2 separate regions of the Homo sapiens genome follow, and region 1 is linked to region 2. Evidence: chromatin loops called from intact Hi-C (ENCODE). Cell type or tissue: ascending aorta. All regions are shown on one strand. Links, peaks and the distances in the headings refer to the core of each region. The heading gives the core; the rest is flanking DNA.

The links. Hi-C counts contacts between places; a loop is a spot of excess contacts. Peaks named below come from ENCODE experiments on the same cell type or tissue, not always from the same donor. Only the 100,000 strongest peaks of a DNase experiment are listed, where the experiment ranks them.
Region 1: it touches region 2 in a loop (1.9-fold over the local background); 2 of 110 quality-filtered maps call a loop at or near these places.

Annotation. Positions count from the first base shown.
Region 1 is chr12:29,957,679-29,963,705 of GRCh38, reverse strand. All of the region lies in intron 3 of LOC105369715 (a long non-coding RNA gene), which reads left to right. Among named protein-coding and RNA genes, the nearest start is that of TMTC1, 180 kb to the right of the region's middle. In ascending aorta, for the core only: no CTCF peak of the experiment used is centred there; a DNase peak (open chromatin) is centred at 3,395.
Region 2 is chr12:29,559,204-29,565,230 of GRCh38, reverse strand. The region is part of intron 9 of TMTC1 (transmembrane O-mannosyltransferase targeting cadherins 1); the gene reads left to right. LOC124902909 (a long non-coding RNA gene) reads right to left here and starts at 5,116. Exons shown (of 3, transcript XR_007063259.1): 1 at 5,057-5,116; 2 at 3,693-3,853; 3 at 2,925-2,990. In ascending aorta, for the core only: no CTCF peak of the experiment used is centred there; a DNase peak (open chromatin) is centred at 2,910; H3K4me3 peaks cover 623 bases; H3K27ac peaks cover 3,282 bases.

The DNA of each region.
Region 1 (6,027 bases), core at 516-5,515, 400 kb before region 2:
TAAGACTGCACTTCCACCTGTGTTCCTTTCTCTATTCCTCCCCACAACCCCACCATCCATGATGGTTGCTCCTTTTCTCATGTCTTCAGATTGTCCCCCTTCCTAGCTTCAAAATGTTGAAGACACTCCCAAGTTGCTATCTTGGCATGAAGAGGAGTCAGCACTCATTGCTTCTCCTTCCTCCCACCCACTCAGTTCAAGCTGCTTTCTTGAACATCCCTTGTGAATACGTAAGTTCTCTCAGCCCGCAGAATCCTTGAGTTTTATGAGATGAAGAATGTGACGTTGTTGAATGGCCCTCCTTTTGAAGCTGTCTCCTTTGCTCATGCGGTGTTACTGTTCTGCAGCCTTTGCATCTTGTCATTACTTTTCTTCTACCACCTCTAAATGTAGGGGCATCAGAGATAATCCATGATTGCCCATTGTCTGCACACATAAAAAACCTTAGCAGGCCAGGCACGGTGGCTCACGTCTATAATCCCAGCACTCCAGGAGGCCGAGGCGAGCACATCACTTGCGGTCAGGAGTTTGTGACCAGCCTGGCCAACATGGTGAAATCCCGTCTCTGCTAAAAATACAACATAAAAATTAGCCGGGTGTGGTGGAGTGCACCTGTAGTCCCAGCTACCTGGGAGGCTGAGGCAGTAGAATCGCTTGAATCCAGGAGATGGAGGTTGAAGTGAGCTGAGATAGCACCATTGCACTCCAGCCTGTGTGACAGAGCAAGACCTTGCCAAAAAAATAATAATAATAATAAAGAAAGAAAAAAAGCCTTAGCGTTTAAGGATTTCAATAATCCAGCCACTTTCTGTGGCTATGTTTTCACTACACTCTGAAACCGCATAAACCCAGCCCTCCGGCCAAACCGAATACTTGGCAGTGGAAAAACAAATCTACCTAAATACAACTTGAGGGAATACAAAGGAAATCATTGAAGAATTTGGTTAAAGTGGGAACTCTTCTGGGTCATCTAAAATGTGTTTCATTTAAATCTTTTTAATTTCCTCATATTCAAGTTTCTCTGTAAACCTGACTTATCTATAAAAGAACAAGAATGCTTATTTTTCTATATATCCACCCAAAAACTTGTTCACAAACCCTTAAAGAAGCATTATTCATAATATGCAAATGGTAGAAACAACCCAAATGTCCCATCAACTGATGAATAGACAAAGAGTCTGTGTGGTGTATACATACAAGGGAATGCGATGCAGTAATAAAATATGATTCAGTAATAAATACAAGTGGACTATTATTATACATGTCACCACGTGAATAGGCACTGAAAACATGATGTGAAGTGACAGAAGCCAGTCACAAAGTATCACATATTGCAAGATCCCATTTACATGAAAAATCTAGAACAGGCAAATCTCTAGAGACAGAAAGTAGAGGAGTTGCTACCCAGGCAGAGAGGGTAGGGGAAGGATAATTGGGGCGTGACATCTAAGGGCTGCAGGGCTTTGGAGGTTAATGAAAATAATCTAAAATTGTGGTAACAGTTGCACAATTCTGTGGATATACTGACAGCCACTGAATTTTACACTTCAAAGGGGTGAGTGTATGGTATGTGAACTATATCTCAATAAAGCTGTTTTTTCAAAAAAGAAAACACAGGAGCCATTTGGAACCTCTATTTTAGGGAGATAAGCAAGCTTCTTGGACTAGTTTTTCAAGGGTTACTTAAATGTAAAAGGAGAAAGGATATTTCAAAATCATATAAAATGATGTGATTATTACTTATTGCAGGTCTGTATCGAAGTATTTCGTGTACCCCATAAAAATATATACCTACTATGTACCTGTAATTTTTTTTTAATTTCAGAAAAAGATTATGCAATTTCTTAATAATATGAATGACTGTTCACTGTGACAATACAGATCACCTCTGGGATAGTATCAGATTGCATTAAAACTTCCTAATGCATTTATTTTGACTATGTAATAAATAATTAAAGAAAACCAGAAGCCAAATATGGTTTTAGACTCCATCTGTAAGGAGTATCATATTAACTATTTGAACTGGATTAGCAGATGTCAGAAAGAAAATGTAGTAAACTAAAATACTGTCTTAATTGGCCAGGTAAATGTTATAGGTAACAAAGTCTAATGGTCGTTTTTCCGTATTAATAACATCTGAAATCTCTAGGCCATATGTATTGAAAAAAATAAATACAATAAAAATGGTTGAATGGCTATACAAGTACATAACACTTCAGTACGTACTCTGTCCAGTCAGCCACAGGCCCACTTTGGTCTGAAGTCAGAGAAAAGAATGCCCTGAATCGTTGATGATTCATGGTGTAGAGTAGGTCCTGAGGATATGTTATTCTTGAGTCCCTCTCCTTCACTCCTTTTGGAATAGCTCTTGATTTCTTTATCATCAGCTCAGTGTGGTCACTGCTCTGCATTCAGGCAGCAGGACACCTGTCCTTGTTCCTTGCTTCTGCATATGTGTGGCCAGTTCTGTGCCAGGAGTGTGTGAGGTGAGCTGAGAAAAAACAAGTCCCAAGCCAGGGCCACTTGAAAGTGTGTGCAAATATATGTGCTACGTTCTTTCAGGGCTGAGGAAAAGCATAAAAGCAATGCTCTGACATTGGGACCTGGATGAGAAGGCAGTTAGGAATATCCCAATTTAGCCAGGTTGCATTTACCCCACAGCTAAATGGATGCTTTGATGATGCAGTTTAGTGCATGTCCCTAGGTTTAGACTTAGGGTGGTGGCTGTCTAAATCCTGGATCTGCCCTCATAGCTGAATGACGGGTTAAATGCTTCACCTCTAGGAACCTCAGTGGCTGAAGTGAAATGTGCTTTTTAATCTCTGCCCTATGTGGTATCGAGGACAACACACTAATGACTCTCAGGACTTTTGTTAAGAGTGTTCAGTTGGCACTGGGTGGAACCAGGGATCCTGGTTCAACAAGACAAGCGGTTAAAAGTATAAATTGCTCCGGCATAAAGCAATGTGATTTCCCTCTAGAAAGCTGCATTTCCTTATCAGTTAAACAGCATGAATAGGTAAGGAATTATAATCCTCTATGACCTTTCCCTTATATCAGCAGTTATTACATTTTAGAGCCTTAAGTATCACTTGGAGTGCCTGTTACAATGCATATCCCTAGGCCCCTCAATGATATAACGGGTCTGGGGAAGGGATCTGGGGATCAGCATTCGTAAGCCTCACACATGATGCTGATGTAAGTGGGGTTGAGACTACATTCTGAGAAACACTACTAAGTAGGATTCTCCTGATCATTTTATGCTTGATAACAGACAGTGTATCAAGATGCTAAGAGCTAACGAAGGAAAAAAAAAAAAAAAACTTCTCTGTGGAAATGTGAGCCAAGGGCACAGTGGCTGGCTGACTTTCCATAATAACTCTGGTTGCCTTGGTGATGAGAGGAGGTGGTGGGGGGGAACCATGGCACTGGGAAATGTTGCAATGGCAAGATAAATTTTTCTTTCGTATAAAAATTCTGTTCTGATTGTCCACCTTTGGTTAGGTGAGAAATAATCATGCTCTTGGTCCCATGAATCCAAATGTCTATCATGACATAAATAAAATATTTCCCAATGTTTTGCTAGCAACCCTCTACATCCCACTCTCTGTGTTTCCCCCAGAGACTTCCAAAAGGTCACATCTCTGAAAGCTGGGTACTGGGACCAGGAACAGCTCCATCATAGATTTTATAGAAGGAGCAATTACTAGAAATTAGATTATGATCACACGGTGCAAATTTTTCCAGTAAATATTTCAGAGGGTTTCAGAGGGAATTTTGCCTTTGGTTATCAGCAGTGAATCTTCTTTCTCATGTGTTGAATGACTAAAAGCATTTGCACCATCTCAGTTCCCTGGCTCTGTCTTAAGAACAAGAAATTTAGCAAAAGCAGCTTCTTCACATTTTCTTTTGGTTATGATGACTTGTTAGTTTATCAATTTAGATAAAGTGTTTAGCTTTCTATTTAAGGCTGTTAACACATTTATTTAAAGTGACAGCACATAGCTTGTTTTGTAAAAATATTGACATTTGGGGAGAATTTAGGAAATGCCAGTAGCAGAAATAAAAGGATTTGGTCATGGGCTTGGCAGCAGCAACCCTGGCATGCTGGGAAGCCCTCTAGATTACTACATCTTGGTTGTCTTTCTTTTGTGGTAGAAGGAGGGGCTGGATCACAAAACAAAGTCGCTTTCAATCAAAAAAGATTATTGCTTTCTTTTGTCTGACAGATGAACTTATTGATTAAATTAGATATTAGTACTTTTCTAAAATACCAAATTTTGAGATTTAAATTCTAAACAGTCTGATGAAGGGTATCTTCTTAAAGCATCCGTTTTCTCTAATAACTCTACTATATAGTCTGAATGCGTTCTTCATACAGAAAGAAAAAATGGATAATAGGCTGTGTATCACATCTCTGGCCAATGCAATGGAAATATAGCATCCAGTTTATTGGCTTTTTATAGCTTTTGACCTTTTACAGAAGCCACACAGAACTGTATGGGGACAGATTCATACTATGTGGTGTTGAAGAACAATTCTGTTTTTTCAATCTGAAGATCACACTTACTATAATTACCATTAAGTGATCGATTACCTGCATGCCCTCCCACCCCCAGTGGATTACAGTATCAGATTCGGGTCACTGTAGCAACAATGGGAGGATGTGGGGTGCTCACTCTATGTTGTGTGCGTAGTCAAACTTCAGCCACCTTTAACATCTCTCCCCCCAGTTGGAAACTGAGGAATGGAAAGATGGAAAGTTCTGACCCTGTCTAGTCATAGAGAAGCAGACATGGAGATGCAGCTCACACACAGACCTCACATGTGGCCTGGAACAGAGTAGGTCCTGAGGAAACGTTAGTCCTGAGTGTCTCCCCTTCACTCCTGCTCTATTGGAATGACTCTTCATACCTTTATCATCAGCTGGGTGAGGTCACTGCTCTGCACCCAGGCAGCAGGACACCTTCCACACTGTGCCTTGCTCCTGCATATGAAGGGCCAGTTCTCTGCTGCTGTGAGTGTCTGGAGGTGGGCTGGAGGAAGATTAGTCCCAAGCCAACGTCACTCCAAAATGCACACAAATATATATGTTAAATGCTTTTGGGATTGAGGGAAGCATAAAAACAATGCTCCCAGGTTGGGACCCAAAAGGGAAGGCAGCTAAGAATATACTGATTTAGCCAGGATTCATTTACCTCATAGCTAAAGGGATACTTTGATGATTCAGTTTCATGCATGTCCCTGGGTTTAAGCTCAGGCGGATGGCTAAATCCGGCCTCTGCCCTCACCAGCTGAATGATGGGTTAGATGCTTCACCTCTAGAAGCCTCAGTGGCCAAAGTGAAATGTGCTGATGAATCTCTACCTCTCTAGGTTCTTGTAAGGGTGGAATAAAAGAACATGAGCAGTGTGCCTAGCAGAGTGTCTGGCACATAGAAGGAGGCAATAAATGTTAGTTCCACTTGTTCCTTCCCATGCTCACTTAAAATTTCCACCAGAAGCTCTGTGAGCTGATTTTCCACTAGGAAGAGGATATCACAACGAAAACAGACACTGTCAAAAGCACATGTTGCCCCTGAAGAGAAATGAGATGGATCTTTCCATTTTTCTTGTTGCTGTGCTGGTAATAAAAATAACTAACTAATGTGTATTGCAGCCTAACTATGCTTCTGGCACTGTGCCAACCATTTTACATACAGCCTTTTAAAATACATTTCTAGGATAGAGGAATTATTATTGTTATTTCTTATTTTATTTATTATTATTATTACTCTTTGTCTACTTTCTTTGGGCTTGATTTGCTGTATCTTTTTTATTTTCTTGAAACGGAATTTCAAATCACCAATTTAGTCTTTTGTCTTTTCTAACATGCATTTAATACTAAAATTTCACTCTAAGCACTTCTTTAGCTACACTTTAACAATTTTAGTATGTTGCATCTTCATTTTCACTTCCTTTAAAGTATTTTCTAATTTCCAACATGATTCTTACTTGAACTAATGATGAAATGTAGACATGTGCTTTT
Region 2 (6,027 bases), core at 733-5,732:
ACTTAACAGAAAAAGACAGACTTCCCTGGAAGGAGAGAAAATCCTACCCACAGACTGCCTTCTGGATTCTAACTGCAGCTCCTCCCTGGGTCCCCAGCCTGCCGCCTACCCTGCAGATTTTGGACTTGCCAGCCCCCACAATCATGAGAGCCAGTTCCTTAGGATAAATGTCTCCCTAAATGTAAATATACACATCCTGTTGCTTCTGTTTCTCTGGAGAACCCTGATTAATTCAGATTTTCCTCTTTTACTACCCTGCTCATTTTTCACGCCTAAGGCTGATCTCTTCTTTTCTGCTCAAGGTTCCATAATTTCCAGTTTCTCAGAGCTTATTTATAATCCTCTGTTTAAATCCTTTGCTTCCTCCCCTTCACCTGGCACTTTCCCATTAATATTTAAATATTCTCTAGTTGCTCCTACCATCAAACAAACAAACAAACAACCGAGCCTGTCTGTATCTCTTGTTTTCCTCCTCCTGCCATTCATCTGTGTGCTTCCTTATCTCCTTCCTACCTTTTAAGTGTCAAAATTTCCCAGAAAGTTGCAATGTCTTCCTTATTTTCTCTCATTACTCAACTACATTCTGGCATCAGCTCCCTCCCCACATGTGAAACTGCTCTCCCCAAGTCACCAGCTACCTCCATGCAGATAATTCCAATGGACCATGCTTGGGCATCAAATTACCTAACTCTCAGCAGCATTTGACTTTGTTGACCACTTCCTCCTCCTTAAAGTAATTCTTTTTTAGCATCTGTGACACCATGCTCTCTTGCTTTTTCTGCTCCTTCTTTAGATTGTCCTGCCTCCACCAACCCTTAATGGAAGAGTTCTCAGGACCCTCTCCTCCTTCCCTACATCTTGTTCTCTTCTCAATCTTTGCTTTTTAAGGGGTTCCTTCAGTCCCAAAGGCTTGTTAGCATCTGTGTATATGCTGGTTGACCCTCAAATCTATGACTCTACCATTATCTTTCCCCTGATGATCAGAGCCATCTACCCAGCTGGACATTTTCACAAATTGCCCTCTGCACCTCAAACTTGACTGGTCATCTTCTCCCCAAAACTTGCTCCTTGTCCTTTATTTTCCTCCTTTCCATTCTCTGCTTCAGCCAGAATAAAATCCTTTCAGTTTCTCAAGTTCTGTTTGGTTTTGCTTTCTCTCCTTGGAACCCTTTCCTTCATCTTCCTGCTCTTACCCCTCCCTCGCACTCCCAGTCCCCTTTGTTGCTGCCCCTCCCAGTAAAGCATCGTCTCTCCTGGAAAAACCTTGGTGAATGTCTCAGGCGCCTCTCATTTGCCCTCGTCCTGTATGCTCCTGTCAGCTCCAGCTCAGCTTTACTGCTCTGTCTGCTCTCCTCACAGTGCATTAGAGTCCGTTGGTTTTCCTGTTTCTCTTCTACCACAGGGCGCTCTTGAGGGCAAGGACAGCTTTCTCTTTAATGCTGTGTGCCCTTAGCAAACGGTCTGGCACATTGTACGTGCTTTATACATGCTTGTGAAAACAAAGTCTGGACGAACATAATGCATAAAATCTCGATCACAGGGCTCTTAGAGTCAGAGGACAACTCCATAAGGACAAACAGTGTTTCTCAATGGCAGAGCTCTTGATATTTTGCAGAACAACTTTTCTTTGTGCAGAACTGTCCTGTGCATTGCAAGATGTTTCACACCCCTAGCTCCTGCCCATTATATATCAGGAGTAATACCCAGTTCCTGCAGTGGGTATTCAAAACATACCCACTCTCCTCCCCACTCCTCATGATCTCCTTACTTGGCAGTTATTAATTAGGAATATGAACATCCTTTTCCTGCCCACCATTGTCTCTTCTCTGAGATAATCCATCAACCAGAGTGCACTCATGCTAGGAAGTGTTAGTGCAACAAGGATCCCAGGTGCACACTGATCTGTCACACAGAAACCACACAGGATTTTGAATGTCCTTATAACCTTGGATATAGCTTTTTCAATTACACGTGTCTGGAATTCCATTTGGTCTTGAGCATATTGGAAAAACTTGGAGAAAATTGCTCTGGTGCCTCTGGGGATCATTTGCTTCAGATGATGAAGGATTGACAGGCTTTGGAGGGAGTGCTGGACAAAGAACATTCCTACATTCTTAAAATGGAGAGGGTTACTTGCCCTTCACATCTGAGAACTCTCAGTATAGGAGAAACAGATGGACACAGAATGACTTGAGTGTTCACTAGGTTAGTGATGAAGAAATAATGGGTGTAATTTTGACTGATGGGAGCAAGTTGAAAGCTATCAGCAACAGTGAAGAGTGTGATTTTTCAGAGGATGAAAAATCCATGTGAGGAAGGAGAACTGGCTGCTTCAGCCTGGCATGGGTTCATCAGGGCTAGAGGGAGCCAGTCAAATCACCCAGAGGTCCTGCAGCTGACCCCAAAATATTAAATGTATGTAGTGTAACAGGTGTGGTGATGGATATTTTTATACCCACCATCTCATTTGTTCATGTAGAAGCCCATTTATTCACAGAGAAGGTCAATATGTTATTAAGCTTACGTTTTTAAAGAAAGCAACTAAAGCACAGACATGAATTCAAACTCACATAGCTGGAATGCCTCTCATGGCTTCTGACTCCAAATCCAGTTATTTTTCCACTCCACCAAAGCAGTTTCCTATCTATTCTGCCACAAAAACCAAAGTTCACCCCAAGCCTCTGAGAAAGGTTAATATGTTCACCATTTCTATTTAAAGGAATAGAGAAATACTTAATTCAGTAAACTTCCCAACCCCTAGCAGTAAATTCTCAGGAATCAGGTTCAGCCATTTAAAATGATTCATTTCCTAAGGGCACTCAAGAGCCATGGCTTTACTCTGCATAGTCTTGGAAAATTGACTGGGAGGAGCCCTTCTGCATCACTGTTGGAGGTCATCCATTGTGCAAGGTCAGATAATTTAGCTGGCCCCTCTTGAAGAGTGCGTCACATTTCCCTGAATTGCAGTTGAGGCTTTTTCCCGAGGCTATCTGTAATGGATCAGAAGGAGTACGGTGCAAGATGAAAGTGGTAAAACTTATTTGCTAGGTGTTAATGGCAATTTCAAACAATTAAACAAGCAGACTAATAAAATGATCAGTTTTACTCAAGTGCAATTTAGTCACATGAGGACTTAAATTTCATAACATGAAGGAATCATGCACTTAAAATATGCCACAGACTAATATGGTTGGAAATAATGCTGTCACCTCCTGAAATGAAGTTTATTTTGTATATTTTTCAGTCCAGTGGAATTCTGGTTTTATGGTGGAATGTTTTTCTCAGTCATGTTTTTCTTTTGGACTCTTATTTTCTCAACAGGAAATAGAAAATAAACATCTGACCTTAGCATGGTTAACCTCAAATAAATTAATGTGTGGTATGAAAATCGGACAAATATACACACCCTGAAAATAAATCAGGGTGTGTATTCTCCGAAAGGAAATTGCAAACTAGAGCACATCATTCAATATTATTTGAACAATGAAATGCCATATACGGCACTCAGATAATGAAAAGTAAACAGCATTCTTAACTCTGGAACAGATTGTACAAAATTTAAAGTAAATAACTGACATAAAATTCAAAACTTGATTTTATTCACATACAGCTTATGTCTATGGATCTTTAGTTGAGGTTAAAGCTGAAGAAGGGTAAATCAGAAAGCACGTATGTAAATCTTACACACTTACTGGGTGTTGTTAATCCCAAATAGCTTTCCATAGTACTGTGCTTTTCAGAGACACCATGATTATTTTGTATGACAGAAGACAAATTTTTGCAGTGAAGATTCTGAGTAGCCAAACTTTCTGGGTATTGAGTTTATTTCACTTCTGCCACTGAGAACTAGTTCCTATAAGAGCATAGTTGAATGATTTAGCCAAAGAAACAACAAGATGAAAAGAATTATTCCAAATGGAAGCTCTAATTTATTTGCTGAACGTTGAATGACGAATGAAGTTTAAAAACAGATTTACAGGAGCCGGCTGCCTTCTTAACATTTAAGAACACAAGTGCTTCTGAGATGTCTTTTTTTTTTTTTCTTTAAAAGATGGGGTTTCACTGTCTCCTGGGCTGGAGTGCAATGATACCATCATAGCGCCCTGCAGCCTCAAACTCCTAGGCTCAAGTGACTTGAGATGTCTTTTTTTATAATCTATTATTTACTTAATTTCTCCCAGTTTCCCTTTCCTCAACTGTAAAATAAATAGTACAATAGTTCTACTTAAGCAGTTTTGAAGGGTAAATGAGACAATGTCTGAGACAGCACTTTAAAAATGTAAAGTACCATTTACACATCCTAGGTCCTCTGGAACTCATTTTCTTTTGTTCCCGCCTTCTATTTTTTGCTTAGACAAGTGTTCCTTCCCAGGGACTTTTTCCTATTAACATGCTGACATTCGTTCTTCAGAGATAAGATGAGAGGAATGATGCCCTTGACTGCCTACTCTATTAATTCTACTTAAGGAAATGTCACTAGCTAAAAATTAAGAACCCCTAAAATGCTTAAATGGATATTGTTTATCCAGTAACTAAAGTACCCAATACTTGAACACAAATTTTTCTTCAGCTCATAGAACCACATCTCTATATGTATGTTTTGTTATTTTTTTTAATCTTTATTTTTATTTTTTTGTAGAGACAGGGTTTCGCCATGTTGTCCAGGCTGGTCTCAAACTGCCGAGTTCAAGCGATCTGCCAGCCTTGACCTCCCAAAGTGCTGGGATTACAGGCATGAGCCACCTCACCCGGCCCCATACATTTCTTTTTTAATGAGGAAATAATAAGCTTATTTGTACCCCAGAATGATTGGACAATATAACTCATTTTCTCTATAATAAATTTTAAAAATGAAATTCATCAAAATAATAATAAATAGCAAAAGAATCTTCATAAACAATTCAAATGTTGAAGAATACTGTGAGAAAGAAAATCCAGTGAGTGCTCTTACAAACAGGCCTGAAAAATCACCACTGCTCCAGTTCAGCAGATCTTTTGTTGAGGTTTTCTGGACGGGGAAGGGAATAACCACTATCAGGACATTTGTAAAACATACCTGTAGAAGGCAAAGTCAAGATGGACTTAATTTATTCCGACAATTGATGTAGCAACAGAGACATCTCTTACATTATTCATCTTTCCAATAGAAAATTCCCTTCCTGGAGAGATCAGGATTGAATTAGGCCCAAGCTAATTCAAACGCAAATTTATTTAAAAAGTAAACACACAAAATAAATTTTGTCCTTGCACAGGTCTGCTGTACAGTGTGTGTTTTAAGAAAATATTTACATCTGTATTTTTCTTTTTTTTAGATATTTTTCCTGACCTGGTTGTTAAGAATCCTTTTCATGAAATTCAGCTTGGTTTCATAAATAATGCAAAGCTTGCTTGTGATTAGGTGAGCCTCCTCAGATACCCAGAGAGAGAAAGGATATTGCTAGCAGGTCCTTAGTATTGCCGGGAATAAGCAATAGCTACACATTTTCCAGGTGGAGGGCTTTGCTTGGTTATAGAATCAGCGAGTCCCTGTAAATATCAGCAATCTCCTTCCTTGAGGAGTTGGGGATCTTTGCCAACATAGAGCCTCTTCCCGGACTATAATTGGTCCCTCCTCCTGAGCATCACGTTTCTGCAGCTCCAAGTTGGTTCTTAGAGCACAAGGCATAGTAAAGGCCTTTTCTCTTATAGCGCTTCTGTTTCTCTTTACTTCTCTTCTTACTATTCGCTTTTGTTTTTAAGAGTTCAGGGTGGACTTGAATTCTGTTTCTGATTTGAAGGAAACAAAAGAGAAAGAGAAAGCCATTTCTGTAGTCAGTGACCTTTGAAATACATGGCTGTTCATTTACATGGCAGTGGGGTCATGAGTGAATATAAAATTCAGGAAGTTGGGCTTAAAACTTGCCGGAGATGACCGGCTGCTTACAGAGCAAACAGGCACCTTACATGGGTGAGCCCATGGTGGAAGGTCTTATTGAATTTAGCCTGTCCTTTCCTTTAGTGTTTTCACCTCAGAAGTTCATTTCAAGG